2 separate regions of the Mus musculus genome follow, and region 1 is linked to region 2. Evidence: chromatin loops called from intact Hi-C (ENCODE). Cell type or tissue: gastrocnemius. All regions are shown on one strand. Each heading gives the region's core, and the rest is flanking DNA. Links, peaks and the distances in the headings are about the cores only.

Region 1 (8,886 bases), core at 663-8,662, 130 kb before region 2:
GAGCTTAAGGGCACTCACTGATTTCCTAGAGGACCTGAGTTCTCTTCCTACCACCCATGTTGGGCAGATCACAACAGCTATCTCTGGTCCCTGTAAGCACCATAGGGGTACCTTCATATACATGCATATATACATACGCTAATAAAATTAATCTTAAGAAAACAAAAACAAAAAACCCAAAAGTGGCCTAGAGCTGTTACTACAGAATCAAACAAGTCCCAAATCAATGAACTGAAAACAGTTAAACTAAAAATCTTTTTCATCAGCAAGATTCCTATCTACAGAGGTTGTGGGTGACCACACTCATCCCTCTAGAAGTTTTGTTTGTTTGTTTTCTGAACACAGGGCTTCTCTATGTAGCTTTAGCAGTTCTGGAACTCACTCTGTACACCAGGTTAACTTCAAACTCAAGAGATCTGCCTGCCTCTGCCTCCTGAGTGCTGGGACTAAAGGCATACATCATCACCCGCATAGTTTATTTTATGAGGAATAAAATGTAACAAGCTGTAAAATAAATAAACAAACAACAACAAACAACAGAAGCACTGAGCAGAGGAGACGTCAGGTAGGTGGCCACTGCTCTCCACGCTAGAGCGGTGGATTCGGGAGAGTAGACAAGGAAGCATCACACTGCCCTTCTACATACTCATCCTGATTATAAAAGGCCAACCTCGTCAGAGGAGAACTCAGGGAAGTAAAGTTGTTTAAGTTCACCCTGAATAGAAATAAAAATGAACTTCTTTTTTCTTCACACATGCTAGGCGAGCACTCTGCCACTTACCTATACCCGCGCCCCAATGGTGAGCATTTTGAGCAAAAGAAATATTCTCACCAAGAAGTAGTAAATTGGAGGGTGTCACAAAGCCACCAGCCGAAAAGCAGTCACATCGCACATTCCACTGACAATTCACATGGAAGCCAACCAAAGTCTTGACTCAAGGAGTCGCCAACTTCCACGTGAAGATGCCACTGAGGACAGACTAGCACAAAACCAAGAGAAGCTTTCTAGGTATCAGCATGCAAGAGGCTTCACTTCTAGTAAGCAGCTCGCATTCAAAGACTAAGCTACAACCACACTGCATGGATTTGCCTAACACAAAGAGCATGCACAAACGCATGCCGCTCCCTTTACTTTAGACGGTGCTCCTGTATCATCCAGTTGGTTTGGATATACGGGCAATTAAAAAAAAAAGATAAATGTTAAATAACAAACACACAACCATGCCTATTTACCTTGAATGGGATAAGAATAATGTGCTGAGCTTGGCTGGCTTGTGGTTAACCCTGTAGTGCAGGTAAGAACACTGTGTTGACTTGGAGATGGAGTCTGAATTAAACCACTTTCAGGTTTCATACCTGGCCACAGTGCACCTGAATCAGATGATAAAGTGGACCAATTACAAACAACACACAGGGCTGAGGAGCACAGCTATGCTTTAAATACCAACTGGTAGGTTTCAAGTCGAAATCTTAGATTTGCTTGTAGGAGAAAATTACTGGTTCGCCCACTTATAACTCAAGCAAATATTTTCAAAGAGTTAGAGGAAGGGGCCATAGGAACAAAAACTGCTAAAATCCCCAATAGCAGCACATATGTTCCTTTTTCTCAATGGTTGGAGCAATTGACCAGTATTCAGAAAAGAGTACACCAAACTGGAGTACTTGTCAGAGAGAGCGATTGATGTCAGTGTACAATTCAAATTGTCAACTTGGGAGATAGCCTAGATAACTTAAAACTCACTTACCCAAAGTATAAACACATTCTCTAAATGGTTTAGTACACTTTTCTTAAACTGATTATTTTATAAACTTTGTTTCCTATGTTAGGAAAGACACGCCTGCTTTTAAAACAATAAAAAAACATTACATAGGCCCCAGATGTGGTTCAGTTGGTAAAGAGCTTGCTTCACATATATAAATCCCTGGTTTCAATCCCACCACATAGAGTGGACATGGTGGTGCATGCCAATAACCCCAGCATTCAAGAAGTAAAGGCAGATCCTGACTACCTAGCAACTTCAAGGGTATCCTCAGCAATATGATATCATGTCTCCAAAAATAAGATAAAAATTATATATCAAGGCTGTCTACACTTTATAGCATCACACTGTATAAAACAAAAACAAAATAACATTTAAGGAAAAAAGTTATACATGATTCTATCATCCAAACATAACTATTAATGGATTGCAGAAGTTCACCCACATTTCCCAGGGTGTCCTACCCCATCGCTCTGCCTTACTCTGTGAGATAGGGTCTGTTGCTGAACATGGAGCGAGGCTGACAGCCAGCAGTGATGCGCCTTGCCTCTAGGCCCCAACTCTCGTGCTGGGGTTATAGGCACACACACTGCCACACCTAGCTTTTCTACCTGGGTGCTAGGGTCTGACCTCAGATCCTTACGCTTGAGAAACAAGCACTGATTCAGATGGGCCATCTCTAAGGGCCACTATTTTATTTTTTAATTTACATATAAAAGGTAAGAATCGGTGCTATGATTTTTGGTAGTTTGGCATTATATATTTTTGTTAAGCATATCATATTTATTGTTCACAAAGTGTTTATATTTCCCAAGTAGGGTTAGATCCTAAAGACTTAAGAGTTGTGAACATGTTTATTAACACACAGTATTAAACAACATCTCATCAACACGAATGCAACAAGTAAGAATTTCCCATTAGCCTTATTGCTTAGTATTTTACTATCCAAGGCCAGGTTTTACCATGTGGACCAGTCCTCCTGAGTAATGAGATTAGAGGTGTGTGCCATCATGCCAGGCCAGAAACTCAAATACATTTTTTTTTTTTTTTTGAGGAAAAGAGGAATAAAAGACAATATAGAAACTGCCTCTAGCATCATCTTTTAGGTATGTGAATATATTTCTTTAAAGGTACCCTATATATAACTCCTTATATTAAGAAACATGAATTCTATATAACTTTTGCACAGAGCAAATGAGGAAACCAAACAGTATTTTTGGTTTTTTGTTTTTAATATACTGTGTCTGTGTGTGTGCCTGTGAACACAGATGAAAGTCAGAGAACAGCTTCTCTCCTTCCATCATGTAGGATCCAGTTATCAAACTCAGGTCATCAGCCTTGCCAGCAGGCACCTTTACCGGATCAGCCATCTCAGCAGCATTTCTTTATTCCTTTATGCATTCATTCATTCACTCATTCATTCATTCACTTACTCATTCATTTATTTTCTTAAAAAGACTAATTTGTTTATTATATATACGTTCACTGTTGCTATCTTCAGACACACCAGAAGGGGGCATCAGATCTCATTACAAATGGTTGTGAGCCACCATGTGGGTGCTGGGATTTGAACTCAGGACCTCTTAACCTCTGAGCCATCTTTCCAGCCCTCACTTACTTTTTGAACCAGGGTCTAACTACATAGCCCAGGATGGTCCTGCCTCTGCCTCCCAAGGGACAGAGCTACATCTGTACATTATCACATCTATTTTTAAAGCTTCAATTTTTTTTTTTGTACATACACGTGTAGGTTTTTAAAATTAATTTTTTAGTTAGCATACGAAATAATGGGTTCCACTGTGGTACTTTCAAGCATGTGCTGATTCATGCCTCCCCTCCCCCGCCCCCACGTGCATACATGCACGCACACACACCTCCTTGCCCTATAGCCCACTCTGCCTGGCATTTCTCTGATAGGTCTTTTGGCTTTCTCATCACATGCACTCACTCCATCACTTACTCTTTTCCCCTTCCATGACTTTCTGGTTACAAGAGCCCTCTCTGCTTATACACAATTTAGACCTAGGTTCCACATACAAGAAAACATTTGGTGTTTGAGCTTGGCTTGTTTTACTTAACATAATTTTTTTTAAATGCCATGATTTCATATTTCTGGGATTTGTTTGTTTTTGTTATTTTAGACCTTGAACTCCTTCCTGACCCTCTTGCCTCTATTTCAGAATGCCACCACACCTGGTTGCAATCCTGCTGACAGACAATAAGGACGGTTCCATTTCCTGACTACTGTGATAACCACTGTTATCCAAGTACCCTGTGGTAGCTGCCCTAGTGTCCTTCAAACATAAGCGAACATGGTGCAGCTGGGCCACACGTGTTGGGGTACATTGTGTGAAGGTATGTCTCTACATTCAATTGTTAATTCTGTATCACTGGTCTCATATTTTGTAAATATTCATTTTTCCTTACCTGCCTAAGGCATTTTAGAATTGACTTTAATAAAGAGCTGTCGGCCAATAGCTGGGCAGGAAATGGAAGGAGGAACTTCCAGGTAGAAAGAGGGTTGTAGAAGAACTGAGAGGCAGGAGATTTGCCAGTGGACAGAGAGGTGAACGCATAGATCAGAGTGGAAAACAGAGGTAGAACTGGCCAAGTGGTGGTTAGAGTAGTCAGGAGACTGCCCAAGAAGAGGCCTAAACTTTAAAATATTAGTAAGCGCCCATGTCATTATTTATAATGCTGCTGCTGGGTCTAAGATAGCCCCGTTATACACAGAGTAGTTCAACTTAACTTTTTTGAAAAACCTCCACAATTGCTATACAAATTTACATTCCCAGTGACCATGGATATTTTTAAGAATGTAAGTTACAGGGCTGGTGAGAGAGGTGAGGCCTGGTTAAGAGAATGTCCTGTCCACGCAAAGGATCTGAGCTTGGTTCTCAGCTTCCACAGCTGTCTGCAGTTCCAGTGCCAGGGCATCTAACACCTCTGGCCTCTATAGGCATTGTTCTTAAGAGTACACACATCCTTACTTAAATGAGTGTTGCACTCATGTGTGCGCACCCTCTCAAACAGGATGTGTGCACTTGTGGGTGGGGCAATCAGCCTTTGGGGAGCGGCTCTCTCCTTGCACCTGTCTATGGGTTCTAGGGGTTGAACTCAGGTTGTCAGACTGGCACTTCAAGGGCCTTTACCTGCTGTTATCCTGCTGGTCCCAAGTAAATGACTGCTAAAGACACTGTGGCACATGCCTGCTACCCCAGCATCTGAGAAGTAGAGGCAGGAGGATTAGGAGTTAAAGACCAATTAAAATATATACAGAATTCAAAGCCAGCCTGATCCAAAAGAGAACATAAGGCCTGTGAGGTAGCTTAGCCTGTAGAGAGAGGCACTCAATGCAGGCCTGATGGGTGTTTGGTTTTCCTGATCCCACAAGGTGGCAGCACAGGACTGCCCCTCACACTCACGCCTGTACTCAGTTACAGGCACACAGACTTAACAAAATTGAAACAAAACAGATACAATAACCTTAAGAAATATGACAAACAGGGCCAGTGGTTGAGAGTACTTTGCTAGTCAATCGTTAGGACCCGAGTTTGCATCCCAGCGCCCATGTAACAACCTATAGGCATGGTTTCAGTCTGTTCCTGGTCTCAGGGCTATACTGTGTGGACCGAAGCCTGCTGGGCTTGGCTGACTGTGAGCCTACCCCAAAACTCAGAAGCCAGGTTCAGGAAAGACTCTACCTCAAAGGGATGAATGAGACAGAGTGACAGAGGAGGGTACTTAACCTTAATAACCTGCTTCTGCCTGCACCTGCACACACCACACCCACACACACACACACCCACACACCCCACATACACACACACACACACACACCCACACACACACACCCACACACACACACCCACACACCCCACATACACACACACACACCCACACACACACCCCACACACACACCCACACACACACACCCCCACACACACACCCACACACACACACCCCCACACACACCCCCACACCCCCACCCCCACACACACACACACACACACCCCACATACACACCCCACATACACAGACGCACACAAACAAATATATTACAAACATATCCTATAGCTTCTCTGGAAAAGTGGAAGAAAATATATCTGTCATACACACTGTCCCTAACCTAAATCTGTTATCCGTAAGTCTCACATACTACTTATTGAAACACAATGAACAACGCCTTGGGGAACCGTTGAGAGGCTTCAGGAAAAAGGGCAGAGGGCCTTTGACTTCAAGTTCCTGTTGTTTCCTGGACTGCTCTTAGCCATGATTTCATACCTCCTGTGTTAAACATTTACATTCCATTTATAAGACATATTTATTCTTGTTGAATGTCAGAATATAGCTACAGAACCCAATCTGGTTAGTATACCCTGGATCTGGTATGGCCTTCTGCCTTTCCTGCTTTCCCAGATATAATCTATAGTATGTGCCAGGCAACTGTGTTTCAACTGCTTTGTTCTCAGAAAGTCCTGAGAAAGGGCTGCTCTGTTAATATTTAGTATATACTTATTGGCATTTATTTACATGGTTTCATGATCATGTTTTTCTGAACCTAGCCTTCCTTGGATCATTGCTTTGTTACACTGGTGTATAAAAGTACACAAGTATGATTGTCTACAGCATCGGACTGTGTCTGCCTCTTTCTTTCTTTCTTTCTTTCTTTCTTTCTTTCTTTCTTTCTTTCTTTCTTTCTTTCAAGATATTTTCTTTATTTACTCTTCTCTTCTCTTCTTCCTTCCTTCCTTCCTTCCTTCCTTCCTTCCTTTCTTTCTTTTTTAGTTTTTCGAGACAGGGTTTCTCTGTGTAGCCCTGGCTGTCCTGGAACTCACTCTGTAGACCAGGCTGGCCTTGAACTCAGAAATCCGCCTGCCTCTGCCTCCCCGAGTGCTGGGATTAAAGGTGTGCGCCACTATGCCCGGCTTTTATTCACATTTCAAATGCCATCCTGAAACCTATACCCTCAAAGATCCTCTGATCCCAGGTCCAGCAGAGATCTGTGTATGTAATCTGTGTACTTAATTATTACAAACATTCAAAATTAACAATTACTCTTTTTAATACAATACCTTCTCAAAGTTCTCAGCAGAGTTCTATCTACATAATTTCCTTTTTTAATGTGAGAGAGATGTGATGACTATAAAGGGCACTGTTAGAAAAGACACAAGGAGCACCTTGTGAGGTGTTTTATTAACTGAGTTTGGGGTAAGAAAAAAACTTTATAATTCAACAACAAATGGGATCAAGTATTCAGTGATCACAAATTTTGAGCAGAACGAGGAAGAAGAAATATGAAAATAATTACTGTACAACTGCTAGCCTATTATGAACCATCTGAGGAAAGCTTAGCTTAATATATGCAATAATAAATAACCACGAGGCTGGAGAGATGGCTCAGCAGTAAGAGCACTGGCTATTCTTCTAGCAGTCTTGAGTTCAATTCCCAGCACATACATGGGTTTACAACTATCTGTAACTGTAGTCCCATGGGACCCAATGCCCTCTTCTGGTATGTAGATACACATGTAGACAAACACTCATATACAAAAAAATACATAAATAGACTTTTTAGAATTATTTTGTATAAATGAAAAGAGATAACCACACATAGCTGGGTGAGGTGGTGCAAGCCAGGAATCTGCAGAACATCAGGAAGTCTGCAGCAAGAGGACCCTACCATGATTATCATCTAGGAGTCCTATGTGGGGGACGCCTGCAACCCCAGCACTTGCGAAGCTGAGGCTTTAGAATTAGAGGTCAGTTTAGCTATAAAACACTTCCTCAAAAAACGAGAGAAAATGAGTCTTTGGAGTCAGGTGGAGCACATCTTATGTAGGGTGCAAAAGGCCATGTGACAAATCCCTAGACAGCAAAACCAGCAAGCATACAAACAACTTCAGGTCTTAGCATTTACCAAGGAGCCTAAGAAGGTTACGAAGCCTAAAAATGAGACAGCTGTCACTGACACATGACACTGGCCAAGTGAACCAATAGAAGTAGGTATGGAGAAACTAAAAGCAGGCAACATTAAAATGCCCCAAAATCTGTGTAAGAATTTCTCTAGAAGTTAAAAAATAATCCTTAGCTTGTTTAAATGATGTCTCAAAGATGTAACTTTTTTTAACTAAAAAATTTTTTTAGATTTATTTATGTGTATGAGTATTTTGCCTTCGTATATGTGTGTGTGTGTGTGTATGTATGCCTGGTGCCCAAGGAGGCTAGAGAAGGTGGTAACTAAATTCTTAAAACTAGAGTCACAGACAGACATGAACTATGGGTCCTGGCAACTGACTCTGGACCTGTGGCAAGAGCACCAAGTGCTAAGATATCCCTCCAGCCCCCAAACATAACTTTAACACGTTAAGTTAAATTAATATTAAAATTTAATATTATTAATTTATTTATTAATATTTAGTGTTATCAGTGTTAAAACAGAGGAGCAATAAACATATTGTACATATCTATAAATGTATACATGTGTAGAAAATTTGGGGCTGGTGAGATGGCTTAGTGGTTAAGAGCACTGACTACTCTTCAAATCCCAGCAACCACATGGTGGCTCACAACCATCTGTAATGAGATCTGACGCCCTCTTCTGGTGTGTCTGAAGACAGCGACAGTGTACTTTTTTTTTTTGTTGTTCGAGACAGGGTTTCTCTGCATAGCCCTGGCTGTCCTGGAACTCATTTTGTAGACCAGGCTGGCCTCAAACAAACAAAAATCCCAAAAAACAACAATAAACAGAACAAAACAAAATAAAACCCTACTATGAGACATAGTCTAGCTGAATATTTAGATTTAATGATTTTAGCTGAAATCATTCTCCTCACAATGCATTTACTAGGTTTACCTTAGCACAGCACTATGTCCTATATAAAGTGAGTCTAGTCAGTCTCTCAACCAATGATTCCATGCTTCTAACTGGTGTGATGGTGCCCACCTGTAATCCCAGTATTCAGGAAGTTGAGGCAGGAGTACAGGAACTTCCAAGGTCACTGGCTACACAGCAAGTTCAAGACCAGACTGAACTAATGTAGCAAGATTTTGCTTCAATAAGGCAAAGGTGAGAAAGCACAGCTCAGTGTCAGACCTCGCATGGTGGGAGCATGGAGAACGGGG
Region 2 (8,886 bases), core at 444-8,443:
AGAAAATTCAAGAATTAGGCTCCTTGTCTGAGGGGGAGAAGGAAGATCCCAGCATTGTCCCTAGGAGCCCAAACTTCAACAAGACCGTCCCAAATCCAGTTAAGACTGACAGAAAAGACTCAAAGCTGATAGACACCTGTCTGAGGGGATGCACTGAGGACCACAGATGTCCAAAGGCACTCCAAGTAAGGGAGACTGATAACCTTGCCTCTGGGGATGCCCAGTCTGTTGGGAGATAATTCTGCCTTCGGAAGCTATCTCAGCTGAGAGGGAGGTAGGCAACCTCTGAGGAGTTTTTTGTCTGATGATGGAAGCCAAAGACAAGGATTTAGGGCTTGGCTGGAGCTCCAGTTTCTACACTGTCCCTCTCCTCCCACCTCCTCACCAGGATACCAACTAGACTACCAAAGCGGTGACCCGTTGCCTACACCAGTTGCAAGTTGCCTTTAAAGGTACAAGGGCGACGCCAGGCGTGGTGGCGCATGCCTTTAATCCCAGCATTCAGGAGGCAGAGGCAGGCGGATTTCTGAGTTCGAGGCCAGTCTGGTCTACAAAGTGAGTTCCAGGACAGTCAGGGCTACACAGAGAAACCCTGTCTCGAAAAGGAAAAAAAAAAAAAGCACAATGGCTACTTCACAAGAGGAAGTTGAGGCTTCAGGATGATGTCATTACTGACTCAAATGCCAAACTTCTCACCCTACCTACCCCACTGGCTCCCTCCACTTTACCTGGACCCAGGGAGCCCTCATTAGCTGTTGGCTGTGCCATGGAATGTGTGGGGTGGTGGCTTTGACTCATGGGACCATAGGAAAAGGAGTGGAGTAGCTCTTTTAGCAACCTTCCAGTGAGGGAAGACTCCCTCACTGTTGCTCGGAACTCCCCTTTCCCACCCTGGGGGACAAGGGGCTGCCCTAGGTAGAGGTCAGACTTGGCTGTGAGACCTCAACTCAGTGCCCAAGTCACCCTCTCTAGCTGGATCACCACAGAGAAAGCTGTTCTAAGCAATGTTATGCACTGGGTGAGGTTCACTGCTGTTCTTCCAGGCCAGTCCATGGCCAAAATGTGGCCAGAAGGAAATGGGACTATTCCTTCTAGAAAATACGATGTCCTCACTGGTACCCACATAGCTGAAGGTGACAAGGAACTCCTGATTCTAGCTCCCTGTGCCCATGCTCCAGGCAAAGCAGAGTATTCCTGGGTATGACCTCACCACCAACCATCTGGGGGGACTTCTCCTGACTTAGTGTCTTCCCCTCACGTCCTCCCCAGCTAGGCCAGCCACTGTTCACTGCTCCTGACTCCTCCTCCCATTGAGAACTGGAGGTGCCCAGCCCACAGGAGCAAGGCTTACTGTTTGTTCTCCATTGCTGCCTCTGTTCACTAGAGATGTCCTCAGACACATTCGCAGGACAAGCACATCCGGGGAACCGGCTTCCTGGACCTTTCACTTAGCAGTTGTAAGGTGTGGTGTCAACACACAAGCTTCCTGCAACTGAGAAGACATACCCTCCTGGAATAAACAGCAGCAGGGCAGCCACTCCCTGGTGTCTCGGAGACTGTGACTACCAGACGTAGGGGAACAAGCACTGTATTTTATCATGCAACTGGATCTGTACAACCCTTACTGAACACCACACTCTCCAGGAAGCACTTGCTGGCTGCCAAGGACAGAAACAAGGGCGTCCAGAATAGCGGGTTCACGAGTCCTCCTCAGCCTCTGCACCTCAGCTGTGAGGCATACAGTGGAGGTCCCCAACTATCTGACTTCCAATCAGCCTGTTTGTGGATGGAGTAAGCTAATTGCTGTGGCTTATTGCTGGCACAGCCTTCTGAGAAGCAACAGGGGCTTGCAGGTGGCTGAACGGAATCACCTCAAGTCCTGTAAATGCCTTTATCCTGTAGGAGGAGCCACTTTGCCAGCCTGGAAAGCTCCGGGAACCGCTCCCTGCCCAGGATACTTCATCAGCTCAAAACACATAGTTCTGCAGTGACCAGAAACTTCCCGCCCTCTGCCTTGCTTTGGGGTTAGGAGTTACTGTAGCTCAAGTGGTTTGGACACGCCCCAGCTGTACCTGGAAGAGTGGTGAACTCAAGCTCCAGCCTCCACCCACAAGGAACAAACTGAAGGTGTGTGCACCCTGCCTTCTGTAGCCATCCCACCTGAACACATCTACAGGCAACACAGAATGCCCTCAGTCACTCACGAGTCACTGTTCTACACCCACCAGGCCCCTCCAACAGGCTGAGCATACCCAGTAAGCCGGATACACATCACATTTCACCCTCAGTGTGCAGCCTCTTACTTAACAGATAAGACATTGACAACACCCATGGCGTTGGTGGCCGCATTAGATCTGTGGTGATTTCCTACAGTGAAATCAATGTTTCCAAATTGTTGATAATGCTGTTAGGATGGAACCCGGGGGCTCCTACACAGCCTTCGGCCTCTGCCATACTTGATATTCCTGTACTTTGCTTTGTGAGTACTGAACCTAGAACTTCACACATGCTAGCAAGCATTCCATCAGAGTATGTCCCCGGCCCTGTGTTCCCATTTTGTAGGTAGACAAGCTAAGGTTTAACAAATTAGTGTAGGGAGCTATGTGCGTCCAGCTGCAAGACACTTGCCTGTCCTTGGAGTCACACCCGAGGAGGAGACCATCAAAGGCTTGGGTATAAAAATTTATTATACGTAAAAGAATATTACCACTAATAAATGCAGACAAGCAAGGACACAACGGGACTGGCTGGAAGATGAATTCTTTGGAAAGTGAACAGGTTTAAGTGGCTGGGAGCCTCGTGCCAAACACCACAGGGCATGAGGGCAACAAGTGACTGCCGTGTGAATCCACAATACCTCTCCTATTGGAGCAAGGGCCTCAAGGATGGCTTCCCAAGGTGGCCCAGGCTGATCTGGAGTCGGGGCAACACCACTGTAAGCAAGACATTTAATTGGAAAAATTCCACAAACTATACATGACCCTTGAGCCACACAATTCAAATATAAAACATTAAGTTAGAGGCGTGGGAAAAGAAGGCGGCATGGGTCCGAAGCTCCTTCAATCCTGGTGGATCCGTGGGGAAAGGACGGGGATGGTGAAACCAAGCCCCTCCTCTCAATGTACAAAGGATTACTCTGATTGATATTAAATTGTATTGACAACAAAATAGACTAAAAAGCAATCGCTACTCTCTGGTGGGGTGGAGGTGGAGAGAGAATGAGTCCGTGAAGCAGGAGGAGCAGCGGGGAGGCTCTGGTCCTGCTGCTCACTCCCGCTGCTCCATCTTGACTTTCGGTGGCCGCAGGAAGGTCCGATTCTTCTTCTCCTTCTTCCCCTTTGTATTTGCCTGGAAATTTCGCCAACTGTCCACTCGACCATCCCGACTTTCCTGAAAGAAAGGTCATTAAGAGTCATTAAGGATCAAGGTAAGGTCATTAATGAGCAAAGGGACCGAGCCTGTCCTGCCACCAACGTCCTCCCATACCAATCCTGATGAGCCCTCTGGGACAGTCCAAGAGCAGAGAGAGCCGAGCCGAGCCTTCTCCCTTCTCTAAGGACCCAGGGAAGTTTCCCAGCATCCTCTCAAAGCATCTTGGAAGAGGATGAGATGGGTGAAGACAACACTGTGAAGCTCTGGGCAGTGTTCTGGGCATCGCTTTCCGTGCTGCTGAACTGCACCTCCAGAACTAGCTTCACGCCGGCCGCCTTTTGTTGAATGTTTTTAAGACAGCATTTCACTATGTAGCCCTAACTGGAGCTTACTATGTAAACCAAGCTGGCCCTGAACTCTGAGATTTGCCTCCGGCTGCCTTCCAACTGCTGGGACAAAACATGTGCCCCACCATGCCTGGTCCCTAGCTTGTCTCTTCTAACCTTTACAGAAAGCTGGCTACAGTGTGCCTTGGACAGGACTGTGCAGCAATGAGGAGCTGACTAGTTCTGAACCACAGAGCTGGCTGGGAGCACAGCCATTTTTTCTTCACCTTGTTCCTGTTGCCCCTCTGACAACTGAGGGGATGTCCCCAAACCAGCTCTTCTCTGGCCACAAAGAACTACCTCATTATCACATGGGCTACTCACTTTCCCTTTCCAAAAGGCTGGGCAGAAACAGAGCCAAAAATTACAGTTAACCAAGCTCTACCCTAAATTCTAACTCCTATAAAAGACCAGATGCAATCCACGACTGGGTTGGACACTTGAAGAGCAATGAACCCAGTTCAGAAGCTACAAGGTGGGCTGGTGTGGTGGCTCATACCTATAATCCCAGCACGGGAGTGGCTGAGGGAAGCAGACCATCAGGGGTTCAAGGACAGACTAAGCTGCGTAGTGACTTCAAGATACCTTGGGCTATAAGGTGAGACTGTCTTAAAACCAAAAAACAAAATGTCAGAAGGCTCTGCAGAAACTGGGTCAGATGAGCCTGACCCCAGTGGTCTGTGTGTCTTTAACTCTGTGGCCTCAGCCCCAGTGTGTGGGAGGCTGACGGGGGAAGATGAGGGGGTCCATGTTCAAGCCAGACTGAAAACTTAGCTCCACTCTCACCTCCCGCCTGCTTTCACAAACTGATCTCAAAGCTAAGCGGGGTGCTTCATGTTACCCTGAAGTCACCTGTGTTAGGCCCATTAGGTAGCTGTGTCTGTCAGTGCCCATGTCGGGGAAAGCTATAAAGGCGAAGCAGCCGACTGCTTCTCCAGTGCCCACTTTCACCCACACACCTACTTCCCTGCCTGCCCCAGGCATCAAGCTTCCTTAGTCTAGAATGACCCACCTCAGCTCCTCGCCTCAGACACTCACCTCAAAGTTTTTCTGCCACTCTCTTTCTCGCTTGGCTTTTTCCTGGGCTTCGATCTCCTCTTCTCTCTGTCGCTTCCTGGGAGGGAAAGCAGAGCAGTCTTTATTTAGGGCTCACAGGAGCTGAGGCCCAGCCAGGGGAGGCCTCATCCTAAAACACGCCGATGACAAAACCCAACCCTAAAATGACATTTCACACAAGCCCAACTAGCAAAATCTAATTACTCAACAACAGAAAACGCACAAGCCAAATCGACCCCAGTGCTTTTTCTTCCCCCTCTCTCCCCTGCTCCCCCGCCCCCTCTCCCCCTCTCTCCCCTGCTCCCCCCGCCCCCCCGCCCCCTCTCCCCCCTCTCCCCTGCTCCCCCCGCCCCTCTCCCCCCTCTCTCCCCTGCTCCCCCGCCCCCTCTCCCCCTCTCTCCCCTGCTCCCCCCGCCCCCTCTCCCCCTCTCTCCCCTGCTCCCCCCGCCCCCTTCTTTCTTGTTTCTCTGTGTAACAGTCATGGCTGCCCCAGGAGACAGGCCTGCCTCTGCCAGGATTGAAGGCCTGCACCACCAGGCTGGGCTTCCTTTTTTGTTGTTCTCTGAAACAGTGTCTCAAGTAATTCAAGCTGGCCCTGAACTTGCTTAATGGCAAGCCAAAAATAGTCTGAACTCCTTTTTTTTTCCTGCCTTCACCTCCCAAGTGCTGGGATTGTGGGCATGTTCCATCATACCTGGCAACCTCCACTCTGTGACAATCAAAGGAAATCACACTTGAGCAGAGTAACACGTTCAAGTTCTTCCATTACAATCCTACCTACTCAACACAACTGCAGCTACATGGCCTAGAAAAGATTCTGGCCTCCAGAGCCTCAACAACTCTACTGCACTCCAGAGAGGAAGGAAACACACTGCACTCCTCAATAAAAAACCGATTCCCTACAGACAGGGGGAGTCAGGGTTTCCCAAAAGTCTACAATGTCTGACTGGCTCAGACAGCCTGGCCTCACGTATGCCAGGCAAGAGCTGCACCACTGAGCTGTGCCCCGGCCTCTCCAGCTTAGTCTCATAAGTGCCCTACAGACTCATCGGGAAATCCGCAGAGACCCAAGCGAGCTGATCTGTGCATCTAAATGGGACTAAGACGGTCATGGAGATAGGCACCTCTCATGCATTTCTTTGGCTTCTCTCTCTTTCCTTTTAATCTCCAGCTCAGCAAACAGCTTCATGGTCTGTTTGTAGACTGCCTGTTTGAACTGTAAGAAAATTAAGGACAAAAGAAAAGTCAACATTTCACATCAACATTGACATGAAGCAATTACATTTAGAGCCCTAAAGACTACAACTGGGCATTTAACTGTCTGCAGGGAGAAGCAATAACAACACTGTCTCCTCAGGGAGAAAAGACGGCTGCCCAGGAGGCCTTTCCTCTCCCAGCCTGCAGATGCTCTGTTAGGACATGGATGCACTTATGCCACCACTTGGGATTTTAAAGGGTGCTCTCTTCTCTAAAACTCCAAGACTAACTTCTACTCTTCTTTCTTTTCCTTCGTTCGTTCGTTTGTTTGTTTGTTTCGGTATTTTTCAAGATAGGGTTTCTCTGTGTAGCCCTGGCTGTCCTGGAACTCACTCTGTAAACCAGGCTGGCCTCGAACTCAGAAATCTGCCTGCCTCTGCCTCCCCAAGTGCTGGGATTAAAGGCGTGCGCCACCACTGCCCAGCTCTACTCTTTTTATAGTATTTTATAATTTTGATTCAGTGGACAGAATGATGAAGCTGAATCCTACACAGTGAACACATGCCCCAAATCACAATCCTATCTAAAGGGACAAAGACGCTAATCACCTGCTCCTAGCTAGGTATGGCAATGTGACTCTAGAGTTTAGTCATTGTACTTATAAAGGACATCTAGGGTACTCTGAGAAGGAGTGGCATCTCTCTATTTCCCCCTGTAGTCTCGTTTAGTCACATGAGCAAGATGATGAGACACCCTAGACTAGGAAGGTGGGAGCCACAGCCAAGACCTTGAAGGACACATGGTGCAGAGCTTCCACCAGCAGCCACCGCCTAGGCCTACTGCACAGGACAAACATGTTCTACCTTGATTGAGCCAGTTGTCTCTCTGTAGCCAGTTCACCTTACACAATATACCTTAAGCAATGCATCGAAAGGAGCATATAACACAACATTCAATAGAAACCATAAAGACCAAGAACTCTATTGAGCTTCATAGAATGGAGGATAAAACCCAAGGCCTCTCAAGTGAAACCTCTACCACATTTATCTCCCAGTCCACCCAGGGCTTTTAAGAAAGGATGCTACAGTTGTTATTACTACAGGGTTGCTATTGAAGAGAAGCAGTAAAGACAAGTGGCCAGATCCCACCACAGCCGTTACATCCCAGGTCCCCGTCGGCATTTTACGTCTTTGCCTTCAGTAAGTTTAGTGAGGTTTTGCTTATGTCTTATTTGTTTGTTGTGGGCTATTTTTTGGAGACAGAGTCTAACTATGTAGCCCAACCTGGGCTCAAACTCAGGGTAATCCCCTGCCTCAGCCTCCCAATTGCTAGATCATAGGCATACACTCATGAAGGCCTCTTTTTTTAATGTATTCATTTTCTACACGAATATGTGGGTGCATTATGTATGTGTTGCCCACAAAGGTAAGAAGGCACTGCATCCCATGGAATTGTAGCTATAGACTGCTGGGAACCATCAGTGGTGCTGGGAACCAAAGCAGAAAGTGCACTTTACTGCTGAACCATCTCTCCATCCCCTTACACTTCATTTTTTTTTTTTTTTTTTTTTTTTGGTTTTTTTGAGACAGGGTTTCTCTGTATAGCTCTGGCTATCCTAGAACTCACTTTGTAGACCAGGCTGGCCTCGAACTCAGAAATCCGCCTGCCTCTGCCTCCCGAGTGCTGGCACTTCATTTTTTTAAAAACATTATATATATACACACACACACACATATGTATGTATGTGGCTGCATGAGGGTGTCAAATCCCTTGGAGCTAGAGACACAGACAGTTGTGAGCCACTGTGTGGATGCTGGAATTTGGGGATCTAAACTCTGACCCTCAGACTTACGTGGCAAGCATTTGACCCATCAAGTCAATTCCCCAGCAGAATATATTTTAGTATCTTTAAAAGCACTAAATTGTGAGTTAAAGAGATGGTTCAATAGTTAAGAGCACTGGCTGCTCTTCCAGGACATAGGTTCAGTTCCCAGCACCCACACAGTGGCTAACAACTATCTGTAACTCCATTCCCTGGAGAGCGAATACCCTCCTCTGGCCTTTGAAGGTACCAAGCATATATGCAGGCAAACACCTATGCACAGAGTTTAAAAATTAAAAATATATAAAAGCCATTTTCCCAGAACCCAACCTCTAAGTTCCTATGTACAAGTGTGTGTGTGTGTGTGTGTGCATATATATATATATATATATATATATGGGTGTGTGTGTCTCTGTGTGTATGTATGTATATATGTATGTATATGTGTCTGAGTAGCTGCTGGCTAGTTTAATGCCATCTTGACACAAACTAGAATTTCTAAAAGGACAGAACATCTGTTGAAAATTTGCTTCCATAAAACCTAACTGTACAGCATTTTCTTTCTTTCTTTCTTTTTTGATTCTTCAGCTGACAGCAAGAGGATTTATCATATATGAGTTACACTTGGCCACGAGACCAGAACTAGTCCAGAGTGCCAAAGGTTCAGGGCAGAGGGCCAGCGGGACTGTTTTGGTCCTAGGAAAGGCAGTCATTTTCCCAGGTGATCGTGGTGAGGTGACGTTGCGGGTCTCCTGAGACTTATTACCGACAGCAGCACACAGTCCGACAGCTTGTTCCGGTGTCCCGGCCTTGAGCATCCCTCACTTCTGCTCCTGCAGGCGTCATGGGGCACAGGCTGGTTTACTTGGCCCTCTGCCTCATCTTTCTTCTCTTGCACCTCAGCCTGTGCATTCTCTTCTTCCAACACCGCTCTCATGGCGCAGGAGTCTCAAGGAAGATGGCGATAAGCAGCAGCATTTTCTCAGTGTTTAACGGAGATGCCCCAAGCCCACGGTGGGTGGTGCCATCCTTGGGCTGGTGGTCTTGGGTTGT

What was found. Hi-C counts contacts between places; a loop is a spot of excess contacts. Peaks named below come from ENCODE experiments on the same cell type or tissue, not always from the same donor. Only the 100,000 strongest peaks of a DNase experiment are listed, where the experiment ranks them.
Region 1: a loop joins it to region 2, with 7 times the contacts of the local background. A loop is called at or near these places in 17 of 42 quality-filtered maps.

Annotation. Positions count from the first base shown.
Region 1 is chr4:132,673,241-132,682,126 of GRCm38, reverse strand. The region is part of intron 6 of Eya3 (EYA transcriptional coactivator and phosphatase 3); the gene reads right to left. Among named protein-coding and RNA genes, the nearest start is that of Eya3, 39 kb to the right of the region's middle. In gastrocnemius, for the core only: CTCF peaks have their summits at 3,264 (motif pointing right), 5,157 (motif pointing right) and 8,409 (motif pointing left); no DNase peak of the experiment used is centred there.
Region 2 is chr4:132,547,521-132,556,406 of GRCm38, reverse strand. Dnajc8 (DnaJ heat shock protein family (Hsp40) member C8) reads right to left here. Exons shown (of 9, transcript NM_172400.3): 7 at 5,939-6,030; 8 at 4,797-4,872; 9 at 2,665-3,390. The coding sequence ends at 3,268. Among named protein-coding and RNA genes, the nearest start is that of Gm24762, 4.8 kb to the right of the region's middle. In gastrocnemius, for the core only: no CTCF peak of the experiment used is centred there; no DNase peak of the experiment used is centred there; H3K27ac peaks cover 467 bases.